Linked DNA regions of Homo sapiens: region 1 is linked to region 2. A link is a loop called in an ENCODE intact Hi-C map of the cell type or tissue named here. Cell type or tissue: ascending aorta. All regions are shown on one strand.

The links. Peaks named below come from ENCODE experiments on the same cell type or tissue, not always from the same donor. Only the 100,000 strongest peaks of a DNase experiment are listed, where the experiment ranks them.
Region 1: it touches region 2 in a loop (1.8-fold over the local background); 2 of 110 quality-filtered maps call a loop at or near these places.

Annotation. Positions count from the first base shown.
Region 1 is chr2:212,030,730-212,038,729 of GRCh38, reverse strand. All of the region lies in intron 2 of ERBB4 (erb-b2 receptor tyrosine kinase 4), which reads left to right. Among named protein-coding and RNA genes, the nearest start is that of MIR548F2, 390 kb to the left of the region's middle. In ascending aorta, no CTCF peak of the experiment used is centred here; no DNase peak of the experiment used is centred here; H3K4me3 peaks cover 951 bases; H3K27ac peaks cover 2,701 bases.
Region 2 is chr2:212,340,743-212,348,742 of GRCh38, reverse strand. All of the region lies in intron 1 of ERBB4 (erb-b2 receptor tyrosine kinase 4), which reads left to right. Among named protein-coding and RNA genes, the nearest start is that of MIR548F2, 82 kb to the left of the region's middle. In ascending aorta, no CTCF peak of the experiment used is centred here; no DNase peak of the experiment used is centred here; H3K4me3 peaks cover 631 bases; H3K27ac peaks cover 4,325 bases.

The sequences.
Region 1 (8,000 bases), 310 kb after region 2:
TATATACAACAAAACTGACCTTCTCCTCTGTAACTTTAACACCATGATTTATAGATATGGTGAAAGAAGAAGAAGCTTTAACAATTCAGTGGTCAGAAAAATCATTTTTCTTTTCCTTATGGAGGAGAAAAAAAGAATCAACGAGTAACTCAATTGTTTTGAGAATCAGAACACACAAAGTACAAAAGAAAAAAATGTCTTAGGTAGAGATATTTTAGACATACATTTTTGAACAGCCGTCCTCTTTGTTTCAGTCACACACTTTGCTGGTAACCATGGGGACTCACTCAGTAAAGGTAGAGTGCAGCTGGATACCTTAGTTGTAGTAAAAAGCCTTGGAGAAGCCTAAAGGAAGGACCATATTTGACTAGAATTATAAAGTTGTTAGATTTTGCTTACTGAATCCAATTAATCATGAAGGAACTATTCAATGATATTTTTATCTAGATTTTTTCTTCATATATATAAATAAAGAGACTAATATATAATAGATTATATTCTAGGATAATGAATTTTATATTGTATTTATAAAAGGAAATATTTGGGAATTCTCCACATTTTTAAAGCTACCTCCTATAGGCAGGAAGTAGCTTCTCCACATTTTTCAAAAGTTACATCACATATTTCTATATACCTGAAAGTTTATCCCATAATAATATATTTCATCACCATTTTGAAAATGATACATGGAATGTTATGGCTACTTTAAATAAATACATGATTAAAGAACAATACTTTTTGTGAAATAAATACAAAGAAATACAACGGCTAATTTTTTCAAAATCCCTGAGATTCTAAGAATCATTCTCTGTTGTAGTGCCCTTTGAAGAAGTATCTTGAAAAATATTTGCTCTCATTCCCCGGTGTCCATCTAAACTTTATTGTTTGGTCTAGATGTTTTTATCTGATTAGAATTTCAAGCAGTTATTTAATGTCTATTAGATTTACAACGTTCCTTAGAAAAGATTAATTTTTAATTTTACTTTCATCCCTTCCCCTGACTTCAAAAAGTTTGTAATTTCCACAGAACCAATCTGCACATAAGAAGTTTATGTCAAAATACAAAGACATGTTTGTCAGCAAGAGAATGTTAGTCTTTGCCCAAATATTCAGCCTGTGGCATTTCTCTGTATTCTTCTGCATTGGAACACCCAATGTGTCCACTTTAACTTACATAAGGAACGTACAAATCTTGAATGTTATTAGCTAGATGTTGTTTGTAGGCTTTGGGATACACTTATAAAGCATTTATACAAGTTATTGAACATAATAGCTTTAGTGTTGTTTTTGAGATGCTGTCATTACCTTTTCTTGGTAACTCTCATTATCCAGTTGGTGCTTTCCTTAGGCTAAGCCTCCTGTTACATCTGTGATCTTCCAGATATACTCATTCTCATCTCTCAGATGTGTTCCCTCTCTAACATAGCAGGGCTCCATGCTGTTCTTAGAACTTGGAAACTTGAAGACACAAAAGGTCTAGGCTAAGTGCCAACTTCCCCTTCTACACTTTGCTGAGTTTTCCTAAAGTGAAATGAATCCTTTTACTAAACAGACAAAACCCAAAAACAAAAAAACAAAACAAACAAACAAAACAAAAACAAATGAACAACAAACAAAAAAACCCTTCAAAATTGTTTCTGATTAAAAGCTGATTGATTATCAGTGAAAATGAAAAGGAGGAGCAACATGATAGCTGAATAATTTTCTCTACTGTAGCGCCTATTTCTTTTGCCTAGAAATAGCCCTCAAACTGTTCTACCAAGTTGATAAAATCTAGCTGCATTTCTGCTATCTCTAGGATTTGCTTTTCAATTCGGGGAACTTTAGACGCACAATGAGAATTTCTCTGTCCTTTGTCCCCAGATTTTAGAAAATCATAAGCTTCAATCAAAGGGTAGTTGTTAGTATTTTTTTAATAGAATCTAAACTTGCATGGAATATACTCATAAGAATAAAATGTATTTGGCCGGGCATGCGGTGGCTCACGCCTGTAATCCCAGCACTTTGTCAGGCCGAGGCGGGAGGATCACGAGGTCAGGAGATCAAGAGCATCCTGACTAACACGGTGAAAACCAGTCTCTACTAAAAATACAAAAAATTAGCTGGGCGTGGTGGCGGGCACCTGTAGTCCCAGCTACTCAGGAGGCTGAGGCAGGAGAATAACGTGAACCCGGGAGATGGAGCTTGCAGTGAGCCCAGATCACTCCACTGCACTCCAGCCTAGGCGACAGAGCAAGGCTCCATCTAAAAAAAAAAAAAAGAATGTATTTATCCATGATTTGAACTAGTTCCACGGCGTCTGGTATAATGCTGTATGTATAAGCGTCACCAATGCATGCTTTCTAGATAAAGAAGGGTTAAAAAAAAAATGTACTCTTGACTTTCTCATCAGAAACAATTGCAGCTTTCATGTTGCCCATAACAAGTCAGAAATTGAACTAGCATTTAACTGTTTTATCCTTTTTTTAAATCAAGTTTTGTTTGAAGACATTCTCACAGTTCAGGAGAAGCCTTTGGAAAGGAACTGTTGGGATCAGTAGGCTAACTGTCTTCTCAATATGAACCTCAAGTAGATAGCAATGAGGTTGATAAAGGTGACTCATCCTATATTAGTTTTGTCTGATTTGTAACTGATATGAAGATTTAGCATATTAATTATTGATATATAATGGATAACAATTTTACTTAAGTAATACAGGAGGAATTAAGAATATATCTTATAAATGTTTACCTATATGTATCCCAGGTAGAGTTCATATGTACAATCACTAAAAAATGCTGTCTTCTTTTCCTCTATAGGAAATCAAAAGCATAGGAGTAATCAAGTTTAATTTTAGAATCAATTCAAGTGATTGGCAATTTTTTTATTATATGCCTGTTTGGGTCAGGTACTTTGCTAAGAATGAGGACAAGATGAACCTATCCATTCACTTATTCTTTGAAATATTAATACTTATTGTATCTGCTGAGTGCATATTACATGCCAGGGACTGTTAGATTCTGAAGATTCTGAAGACAAAACAGCATTTTTGCCCTCAAGTAGCTAACATTTGCGGGAGGAAAGTACATGACACATTCCTTGCCATCAAAGATTTTATGGTCTAATAGAAGACAATAGCAAATGTAAAAATAGAAACAATACAGTGTGACATGGGTGAAGAGTGAAATGTATGTATGTTAAAACATTATTACAGAAGAGAGCGCAAAGATTTATCTCATCTAGGGACATCAGAAAAGCCTTTCTGAGTTGATGACACCTGAGCTGTGGGTTTTGAAGCATGAATATTTTGCATGTGGATGGAACTAGTTAGAAGTGGGTGGAGGGATGAGACACCTCAGAGAGAACTAGCAGATGCAAAGTCATAGCGCTCTAAAGCAACACAGTGTATTCAATCATCTATAAGCTATTTGACATTAACCCAAATAAAACAGTTAAGTTCTGGGAGCTGAGTGGGGACAGAGGAATGAGATAAGAACCTGTACCTAAGTAGAATCAAATTATGCTAAGGAGCATGGACTTTATTCTATAGGAACTGGAAAGCCTTTCATAATTTTAAGCAAAAGATTAACACAGGCTTGAATTTTAGAGAGACTACTCTTTTAATAGTGTTTCTCAAAGAGGAGAATTGCATTGATTTATGTTCTCTGTTATTAAACTATTAGCCTCTGAATGAACATCATCGTATATGGTGCCTCTATCTAAGTTATTATCTAAGATATTTTCCTACTGCTTGTCAGCGGGAAATAATGAATCAGCAAGGAATTAACATAACCTAATTTTCATGGAGTCATTTCCTAAAAATTTCCACACAAACTGAATTTTGAAAAAGGTGGACATTCACTTTGTTCCAGTGAAACCATCCCATTGGCTTAGCATTTTTGCACCAGTCTCACATATATTTCTTATAATCAAATGAGAGAAAAATCAGTGGATCTTTTCCAAGTCATTTACGTTTCTAAATGTATCAGTTGTGACTATGATATAAGAGAAAAAGGCTAAAGAATCTTGACTATATGGATAAAAAAGAAACTAACATTTGTTAAACTAAAGCTGTTTCCCCCAAGCTTTTATTAATTTCCATACCCCAACTAATGTTATTAACTGTTAAGTTTATGTACTCCCATTATCTATTTCTATAAAGAAATACATGACTATAATTTTGATCACTTAGGAGCTTTCTGAAGTAGTCAATGAGTAAAATTATTGTACGGATCACTTTGATTTCATTTTCCCATCAATTATTATGTCTAAAGGATAGTTTTTGCTTTGTCCATTAGCTGGGAATCATAACCACTATTCCTTTTTAATCCTTTGTAAGGTAAGAAAATAGAGAAAACTAACAAAATGTCAGCTAATAAAGCCATATTGACTTATTAGATATTTATTTCCTTTTTATATATTTTGTCCATTAGAGTAATTTAATAGTCAAAAGTAGAACTAATTGTCTGCTTTCACACAAAGTGAATGTAGGTAAAGGTAGGGAAAATGCATAATTGATATTCCCTGCAGAGAAGTCTCTCTGAAGGGACATATAAAAATAAGAAGAAACACAGATTAGTAAGCTGACACAAAGGGTTTTTTTTAATATGGGTAATTATCTTTATTATGTATACAACCAGTGGGAAGTATACTATCTTCAGACTTGCTCATAACCCCTACTGATTTTAAGAGACAAGAAATAAGACTTTGGGTCTACACTTCATTAAATCTGCAATTGTTTAAAGGGTTGTGTTTTCTTCTGTAGTTAAATGAGGAAGCATAATGATTCATTTTTGATTATGATTTATTGAGATTTCCTGCTACAATTTTTGTGGCATTCAGTATTTTCCTTATACTATTTCATTATAGAATCTTCACAGCGTAATTTGGTATTAATATCTCTATTTTACACATGAGTAAACTCAAACTCAGAACTGTTAAATAATTTACCAAAGATCAAATAGCTAATAAGTAGCAGAGATTATATTAAATTAAACTAAGGTCTCCATGACCTTAGAGCCTCCAATTTTAACTAATACCTAAAATGGCTTCCATGCCACTGTTTAAGTTATTACTTCTGGTAATACTTATATTGTAAATGTTGCCCTTTGGTATGTACAATTTTTACAATTTCCTGGATCAAAGTTAAAATAACTCAATTTATTTTAAAAATACAGTTACTTTATAAATTTTAAGAACCATATTATGAAGGTTACATAATTCCCTTTTCTGTTTAAATACAAATATTGGAAAAGTTTTTTTGCTTTTAATATTTTAAAATTTAGGCTCTTTGCAAAATATATAAGGAATTTGGTTCTTAATTGTTTATCATCAGTTTTAATACTCTGACATGATATTATTTTGGTTGCCTTGAGCTGCATTACAAAATTTAATAAAATATTATTTTAATAGCACCAATGATTAGCTACATACCCAGCTTCTCTTTTGAGATCCCAAGGGTCCTCCACTACCTTCATTAGAAAAGTAATCTTGATATCACTAATTTGTTTTTCCAAATTGCCTATCTAAAAGTGTACAAAGAATAAGTGAAAGATTTGGGAATATAAATCAGTCTCTAACATTATTATAGATTTCTGAGTAGACTAAAATGGTACATTTATATAATTTTGTAAGTATCATTTCTCCCTGCCGTGTATCTAGTTTTAAGCTGTGTTAATAGGGCCACCAAATGAATAGACTCAATGTTACTCAATATCCTTTCCCAGTTTCCTATCAACTCTCACATAGAAGTGAAATTAGTCATCTTGCTAAGTTTGTTTTATTTTGTTTTGGGTTTTTTTGGTCCAGTCTTTCTTCCTTCATTTCTTTTCTTTTTTAAAACTCCTTTTCTCTCTGAGAAAAAATAACTGAACTTCCTTTCCCTCTTATGATATTTTCAGTTCCATATAAATATTTCTTCCTATAATTTCTTATTTCAGGAACCACTCTCTAGCCCATCTATGTCCTTACCTATAAACTTATCAAGAAGCATGTCCATATGGAAGTCTGTAGAAATAGGGTCAGTGCCAATACCACCCTCCCCCACCAAATTGTATGCTACTAAACAAGTACTTTATTTCCTATGTATATTTTATTTTGAACAAAGAAAAATGTAATTTTCTCTAAAGATTATTTTATTAAAATTATATCCACATATAAAGTATTCCATTTGATATGATAATGCACTGATGCTTAAATATGTACTTATCAAAAGTGGTGAAGGTATTAAACTAGTCTCTATCTGTTCATATTTGTTTAAATATAAAACTATGAAGCCATGCATTTTTGTGGCTTTTTAAAAATAATCAGCAGAATGCATATGTGGCATTTTCATATTGCTTTCTATAATAACATCTTGAGTTTATTAGTGGCCAATTTAATTTGTGCTAATCAGCCTAAGGCAAAAGGAGTGGCAAATTAACTTGACACATACATTTGATGTTTTTTCAGTATTTCTAGGTTTTGCACTATAACCACAACATGGCAACCCAGAATAAACACACAGATCTACAGTGTCACTTCCAATTACCACATTACTTTAAATAGCTGTAACTCACTGAAAAGCCAGCCGTGACTCATTATCATCTTGGTTTTAGCTGAGAAGGCCTGCATCAACATTGCATATGAAATGGCATGTTTGAAAATTGTACACTTTCATTAATGGTCTGAATCTGGATTTACAGCATATTTTTCTAAAATAATATTTAGCAATATTAATATACTTGGCAGAGTCATTCTTACTCAGACTCAAAACAGGCACCAAGAGACAGCAAAGTTGCTTTCCCTGCAGGCTCCTTCTTAACTCCTACTCTAAACTCACCAGGGATTGTGCAGCGGGAAATAGTTTAGTGACTAGGGAAATTGCCATAATAATCTTTGCCATCACTTGTCTTTCCTTGAGTCTTTTCTGCACACAATTTAATATAAAGTGTCAGAAAATGACTTCTCTAAAAATTTTGTGATACATATCGTCAGCCATCATTTTTCTAAAGAACAGTAACCTCAAAATGTGGTCCATAGAGTTACCATTTAATTTTTTGTTCAAACTGGGACACTTTTGAAAGTGAAAGGAGTCACTATTGATAATTAAACCATAAAAACAGGTATAAAATGAAATCGTCCACATCATATCTGAAAGTCTGGTCATTCTATCATCAACTGCTCTGCAAGAGAATCACGTAGTGTGATTGTTTACAAATCTAAATTCCTGGAGCCCATCTGCTAAACCAGAATCTCTGGCTTTGTGGCCTGGGGGTCTGCATTTTTAAAAAAGCTTTTACAGTTGCTTCTTAAGTGTATTAAACAAATAACAATAGCTGGCATTATATAATGATTAACATGTGCCAGGCACTTTTCTAATTTCTAATATATGTTATGTTTTAAAGCCTCACTTTAACTATGATAGAATGACAGGTTGATATATAAAAAATTTAAATATAGAAGGAAATGTGGCTACTTGGAAACATTTGAATGACTGGTCAAAAGATTTACATTTTACCTCGATTTCTGGAATCTTGCAAGTCACAGCCTTAATTCAATAATCTGGGATCTTGAAAAACAACTAAAAATTTGAGAACAAAGTCATTAGTGAAGAGATGATATTTTAGCTGGGCCTTAAAATCAAAGATTTTGCTGGGCAAAGAATGGAGCCAGAAGGAGTAGCTTGGGTATAATCAAGGAATCATAAAATATCTAGCATGTCTAAGAGAAGTGAGTTTCATGAGGCAGAAGACGGATGTTGGATAAGAGTGTGAAAGGTAATGAGGCTGGAATGGTAGCCTGGTGTTAAATGTCGGTGGATTAGCAGATACTTTGGGATACATACTCTCATTTGCACCCCTCCCCCATGTCTTTTTAGTACTGTATTTACAATACCATGACGGCTGGCTCAATTTCAAACTACCCACGACTGATGGTTTTACCTCCTGGAACTTTCTCTGCTTACAATTGGGGCAGCCAGAAATGCTGGAGAATTAACATTCCTCAAAGAATAGTCCACAACCAATTATTGAACTTGGTG
Region 2 (8,000 bases):
TGTGCACACTGAAGGAAAACATAGACTGTCAGTAATGCCACCAGTTCCTGCAGTACACGGTGGCCCTAGGCATTGAAACTATTTCTGACCAAGTCTGTCCACTGAATTTAGATGTTTACTTTCTTCTATTTTTACATTTTTATTTTTAGAAATAATTTTTTCACATTCTATAACAGATGTTCCTTGCTTCTCAGAATGTGACGATGTGTTACGAATTTGAGTTTTAAAACAATAGTTTATTTTCTTTTTTGATACACGATTAACTGTTTCTCATTATTAGCTGTAAGTAATAACACTAATCCCTTTCTTTTCTTTTCAGTCTTCTTTAATGAATATGTGTTTAACTTCACTCTCATCTTCCTGTGCTGATTTTGAGGAAACTTTAACTCATGGCAAGTGATAATATTTGAGGTATTGTGGCCACACTTTCCAGCAGCTATATGTGATAATATCTGACTCTATAAGTAGGTGCCTTACCAAAATAGGTGATCCTCTTGGAGGATGTTTCTCAGAATAGGAAAGACATGAATTTGGTAATGAAGCACCCAGGTGTTTCACTTGAGGGTATGAGCTCAGTTTCAATGACAGACTATCACGATCTTCCTTTTCCTGTGACATTTTTGGAGGAAAGTTACTTGATTATAAAATAAAAATTTTATTTTCTTTTTGAGTTCTAAACTGTTTCTTGACACTAAGCATTATAGTTCATTGGTTTATACATAAAATGACAAAATACCCCTCCATCCATCCAACATATATAAAAATAGGAATTGAATGCTATTTCACCTAAAAATAGCTGTATGGACTGGAGGTGCCTTTAAGCTCTACTTTAAAATATCTATATTATAAAATGTTAGTGATTCTTGAACTTTCCCCCCTTAAAAGACCAGACCACTAAAACTTATTCATATTTTATATACTGAATTAATTAAATGTTGAAATTAATAAATGGACAGTTATTTCTCTCATATTCAGGTTGAGAATGCAAAATCCAAAATCTAAAATGCTCCCAAACCCAAAACTTATTGAGCACCAATATGACACTCAAAGGAAATGATCGTTTGATTTTTGGATTTGGGATCCTCAACTGGTAAAAATATACTGCATACTGCAAATATTCCAAAATTTTAGACAATCAAATATCTGCAACAGTTCTGGTCTCAAGCATTTTGAATAAGGGATGCTCAACCTGGATTAGTTCTTCAGATCTGAAAGGAAAGAGTTGTATAAGGAAGTGTAACAATTAAATAAAGTCACACTATTTCTATTCCATCCAACACTCCAATATCTGTCATTTCCTCAGAGTTCATTTTGGGTATATTAGTGATTCCCAATGCCCTTTTTTTTGAAATTACAAAGTTAGGAATATTTTGAAATCACTTATCAAAGTTGTAATTATTTACTAAAAGCAGCAGAGAATAACGGAAGTCTTAGAAAACATGGACACTTCTGAAATAACTATAATCAATTATATAGGTCATAATTTATACGTTGAAGATTTGGTAAATTAAAGGCAAAATATAACTGCATTTTTCTTCCTTTGGCATTTATCTGCATATCAAATCTCTACAAAAATGAAATGTGTTATTATTTCCATGAGGAGAGAGTCAAGTGTTTTGGAAAGATTGCCAAAGCATTTTTCCCAACACTGTATCTTACAATGTTAGCACTTAGGCCTATCTGATATGACTCTTTTAGATAAGGCAGTGCCACACAAGTTCATGTTCTGCCAACTCCAAAGACAAGCTAATTCATATATCAGAAACCACATGGTTTTATTTTCAATAAGTACAATAAAAAGAATGTTGTTGCAAAAGTGCCTAGAAAAATATTTATTTTAATGTAAATGCGGCTTAGTATTCATAAAAGTAATAGTCATTTTGAGGTCTATTAATTATTTATTTCCTTCCGTCCCTAATTATTTCCATTCTTTCCTAAGTACCTTGGCCCTCAGAATTACAAATGGTAGGCTCCTTCCTGTGCATTAAAGTTTCAACACATATTGTGTGATAGATCTAGAAAAGTTATGAAACATTGCAATAGTGCTGTAACAGAAATACATACTATGTCCCATAACCAGTAAACCTCCATCAAATATAACTTGACAATATTTTTTCGCATGATGGTTGTTGGTGTTTTGAATCATTGTTTCAGGAAAAGTTTATGCAAACTTTCATTTAAATATATTTTAAAACATTAAAACATTTAAAACATTTCATGTTTTAAATATATTTTAAAACATTTTAATGTTTTAGTGCTTGGTATGAAGGAAGATAGCAAAGTTTAGTGTGAATTGATTTTGAAAATTGAGTCACCTTAAACTAGATTAAACACATACACATAAACACAAAATCCGGACATTATGTATTTGGCTTTAAGAGAATATGTTTTTACTTCACGTTCTTTGCCAATTTGTGGCTTTTCTTGGGGGGGGCCATCATTGAGGAAATATAAAAATAGGTATCAAATACTTAGAAAACATAGATACAGCACATCTGTTAAATGTTTTGCTGGCCCAGGGTGACAACATAAATGTTGATATGCACCTGACAAAAATAGTGCTCTGGTATTCTTGGCTGTGAGCTTTTTATCTGCTGTGACAAAGAACTGGTTATCTCTACTTCTGAGAGTGTGTTTCTAAAATGGAAGTTAAACTGTCTAGACAATTAATATTAGCAAAAAGCTTACTGATTATCACCTTAAATAAGCTTTCTAGTACATGGACTTCTGATAGAATATGCATTTTAAAATGTAGTTGCAAACTTAAATTTCTTAATAGATAATATAAAATATACATTGTATTTATCTCTCTATCTTTTTCGGAGAATTCAAATATATTTTCTGACCTTCATTTTCCAGATATATTGGTCTCAGAACTGGACAATTACTTATCTTGAACCCAAATTCATAGATTGATTGGGGAAATTCTAGCTGAGAAAGTAATTATTTTAGGATTTACATTTTAAATTTACATATAATGATTTAAATTAGCCAGTTAAAATCAACTTTGATAAAGTTTTCATTTTACCTAATTTCTTAACTCCCCTTATGTGATTTTAGTATATCATTTCAAATTTAGCTGTTAATAGAGAATAACTATATACCTGTTATTTACCCAGAAATATATTTTTAAATTTCATGCCACTTTCAAAACTATAAAAACTTATTGTCCGAGAGAAGTGACATTTACGGCATGTTAGCTAAAGTCTAGGTAGTTTCTCCATTTTTTAAAGCTTTGCCCAAATTAAGCCACCGTATCAGAGAGCTATGTATCTGAGCTAGTACCTCTCCATCTGTTGTGACAGCCAAGTATGTCTCCAGACATTGCTAAATGTCTCCTGTGGGAGCACAGTTGCTCCACTTTGAAAACCATAGAATAAAGTATAAAACTCTGTTAGGAATAGCAATAATAACAAAATAGCTAAATTTGATGACTCACTACATGCTAGGCAATGTGTTTAGTGCTTTTTTTTTTTTGAGACGGAGTCTTGCTCTGTCCCCCAGGCTGGAGGGCAGTGGCACAATCTGGGCTCACTGCAAGCTCCACCTCCCGGGTTCACGCCATTCTCCTGCCTCAGCCTCCCGAGTAGCTGGGATTACAGGCGCCCGCCATCACGCCCAGCTAATTTTTTTGTATTTTTAGTAGAGACGGGGTTTCACCGTGTTAGCCTGGATGGTCTCGATCGATCTTCTGACCTCGTGATCCGCCCATCTCGGCCTCCCAAAGTGCTGGGATTACAGGCGTGACCCACCACGCCCGACCTGTGTTTAGTACTTTTATAAACATTATTTTATTTGACTTTTGCAACAACCCTATGAGAGATGTACTACCATTATCTTATTTTGAAGATAACAAAAGAGTCTTAGAGTTTAATTATCTGCCCACTGAAATTTGACAACTGGTAATTGCCAAAATTAGATTTGTTCTAGGTCTTTCTGATTTGAAAGCCAGGGCTCTTAGACTCTTAGACACTCTACTGTTCTGTCTGTACTTGATCATGAGACAATAAATTAAATGATGCAATACATTTTAACTGCATTGTTATATACCATGAAAGTAGGACTTTTAGAGTTGAAATAAGGTGTGGTTTCTATTACCTGATGCATTGATAGAAAAGAAAAAACATTTTTCTTTGTATTACGAAATTACCAAGACTTTTCTGGTTTAGGATTTCTTCCACTTGCTTATACTTCGCTATGTGTGTGTATATATATACACACATACATATATATGCACACACATATACACACACACACACACACACATATATACACACACATATATATGGTAGCTATCTTTGTGTTTAACAGCTCTTTTATCCTGTGGTTCTCAATCTGGAGCAATTATGTGCCTTAGGGGACATTTAGCAAGGTCTGGAGACATTTTTGGTTGTCGCAACTGGGTAGAGGAGGCATGCTACTGGGATCTACTGGTATGCCAGCCAGGAGTCTGCTAAACATTCCACAATGCACAGGATAGTCCCCACAACAAAGAATTATCCAGCCCCATGATGTCATTAGTTCAGAGGCCAATAAACTTGCTTTAACTCTCTATTTTTGAGCACTAAGCTTAGAGACATTAATTCCTTTGTATTTCGTTAATAACTACCTGTATATAATGCTTTGTTTGGTGGCCCCATCTATATAACCATATTTTTCCCCTAAATTTTTCCCATTAACAGCAAATTATGCAAAATAAATTTAAAATGATTTCTTATTCTTTATTCTCTGGAAGACAGAATATGCAGGGTTTGCTTTTAAGATAAAGCAATTATATACAAATGGAAAAAAAATTGCATTGGAATCATCTTAGTCCTTATATATTATTTATTGTAAGAAATGAGTTCCTATGTGATATGAAAAACAGTATGAGGCTTTGGTAAAAGTAAATATAACTAGAAAAATAAAATATGAGATAAACATGAAAAATTAACACATAAAATTAAATTTAACCTAGTCAACCAGTGAAATGTTTGCAGCTGTTTATTGAATCAGGTTAGGTACTATTTCAGTATTTATGGGAAAAGACATTAATCTGTTAAAACTTTGCAAATAACTATGAATAATACTAATGTTATGATTTGTTTTTGTGAGGAATTCTGCTGAAGTGATGTGTTTAGAATAAGATGACTGGGATTTCTTTCTCTAGGTGTTTTACTTATTCAAGTCAGAATCTGTGCTTTCTTGGCCCTCTTTCCTGTTCAGTAAATCCCGTTATAAATTTATGTTCTATTCAATGCATTTAGAGTTGTATGTTGTAGAATGTAGTGATTTATAGCATCCTTTTGACTCTAACAGGGAAATCATGTGTTATTCCTATCATTTTAGCATCAAAATGACTGAACAAAATTAGCAATTTAATTTCACCTGAATACTCTGGACTGTGACACAATGACAAGCATAGATTAAAGCAATAGACACTTTGTTTCTCTCTCTCAGCATTGACTTCATTTTCACATGATATGGAGGTGTGTGTGGTTGAAATTATTTGAGACTTAGATCCACATAGAATAAAAAGTTTCAAGAGTATTATTAGTGGTTTAATGTTAGCTTGGGCCTAAGCAGCGGGTCAAGGAAATGTTGAATGATGTTCCAAAGGCATATACAGTTGTTAAATATGTTCATTGATGACCAGGCTGATGAAATAAAAAATAGACTCTATCAAATTATTCAGACCATAATTCTAGGTGAGCACTGTGAGGTTTAGTGAGGTTTATTGTTGATCATTTGAATTGAGAGTTACTTGACAAGGAGAAAAATATAGAAATTCTTGAGTTAAACATTAATGGAAAAATTCAACTGGTTTAGATTAAAAGAGAACACATAAATGGAAGATGTAAAAGTTTGGGCCTATTTACTCATAGATCAGAAGTTAGATATGAATAAGAAGAATACTACTTTTAAAATGTGTTTACAAAGTTCTAATATTGTATAATGCAAAGTAATTGTTTAGAAACTACAATATAGTTGATTCATGATTTATTAAAGAGATGAGAAGTCTAGTAAAGTTGTAAAAAATGGAGTATAATGCTTGTTATGATAATATTTGGGATAATCAGGTATGAGTAATTACTGTTGGTGCATTACTTTCCCCTTTATAATTGAAAACCCAGATATATGGCTTTGTTTTCATGAATGTGAGGCTAAAAATTCACACTTCCAGCATCATTGTTGTATTAGTCCATTTTCATACTGCTATGAAGGAATACCCAAGACTGGGAAATTTATAAAGAAAAAGAGGTTTAATGGACTCACAGTTCCACATGGCTAGAGAGGCCTCACAATTATGACGGAAGGCACATCTTACATGGTGGCAGGCAAGAGAGTGTATGCAGGGGAACTGCCCTTTATGGAACCATCAGATCTCATGAGACTTATTCACTTTCATGAGAACAGCACGGGAAAAACCCACCCCCATGATTCAGTTATCTCCCACCAGGTCCCTCCCATGACACGTGGGGATTATGGGAGCTACAATTCAAGATGAGATTTGAGTTGGGACACAGCCAAATCATATCATTTATGTTGCTTGTATTAAATTTGTGAGGTTCTTAATTCTTTAATATAAGCAACACCTCAGCCTCCCAAATAGCTGGGACCACAAATGCATGTCAACATGCCTGGATGTTTTGTTGTTTTTACTTTTTGTAGAGATGAGATCTCCCTATGTTGCCCAGGTTGGTCTCCAACTTCTGGGCTCAAGTGATCCTCCTGCCTTGACCTCCCAACGTGTTGGGATTACAGGTCTGAACCACCATGTCCAGCCCTCAAGCCACTTTAGTTTTCTATTATATATTTGGTCAACATATTATTTCTAAAAAATAAAATCTTGATTATTTAATAACAGTGCTATTGTTGCTCTTCTAAGAGGATTCACAGCATCTTCTAGATTATCTATACCTACTGGTTCCCTTGCAATTAGCTCTATGTTGGTCCTTTGAAGCCCAAGGTAAACTCAGAGATCAAGCTGATAAGAATGAAGATAGATTCTTACCAGTTTGATTTCTCTGTTTATTCATGTTCTACAATATAATTTGAAATAACTAAATAAAGAAATTGCAAAATGCCTTATATTAATATTTTTATGGGACATATATTAGGCTTTTAATATGTCATTTAGTCAAAGACAGTCTATACTCTTATAATATGATGGATGGAGCTCTCGTCTATCCCTCATATTATTGAACAATCAACAACTATTATAATCAGTGAATAAGTTCACATTGAATACTTACCCATGGACTGAAATTTGTTCCTGGAACATAACCAATCTAATATTGTTAAATAGTAAGAAAAATAAAAGGAAGCTAAAAAGTTCAGAATTTGAACAACACTGTAGGGGCTATACCTATGCAAATAATATAACTTACAAAAAAAAATTTAAGACATTTCTGGATATTTTCAAAATTGTTAGTTACTAGATTTCTATGAAAATCATGTTTAAAGTCAACTTCACTTCTAAGATAATACTTAGTACCATCTTTTGGGACAAAAAAGAAATATATAATAATACTTATATTTTTATATAATAGCAAATATTTTGGCATATACATTTCAAATTCTTTTAGCAAATATTAGCCTTTATTTTATTTATAATTCCCACAAAGAATTCTGTTTCGTATTTATTTTCAGCTCTTTGTCCTTTGTGGAGAAAAAAATATAAAAGGATTTCCAATAAGATTAAATATTTTATTAAATAACACACATGGAGCCATAGTTGTGAGGCAGTGATTATTTATTTCTCAAATAAAGCAAAGAGCCCTACATATACCTTTTAAGATCTTGATAAATCCTGTGAGTTAAATCAATTGTGATTATCTAAAAATCTTAACTGAGATAGATGATAAAAATAAATGGTCACCTAGGAAAATACTAGTAGCATCGAATAGACAAATATGTATTTATATTTAAATCATTGGATTTTAGCTATAGAACAGGGGTCCTCAACCCCCAGGCCATGGACCAGTCTATGGTCTGTTAGGAACCAGGCTGCACCGCAG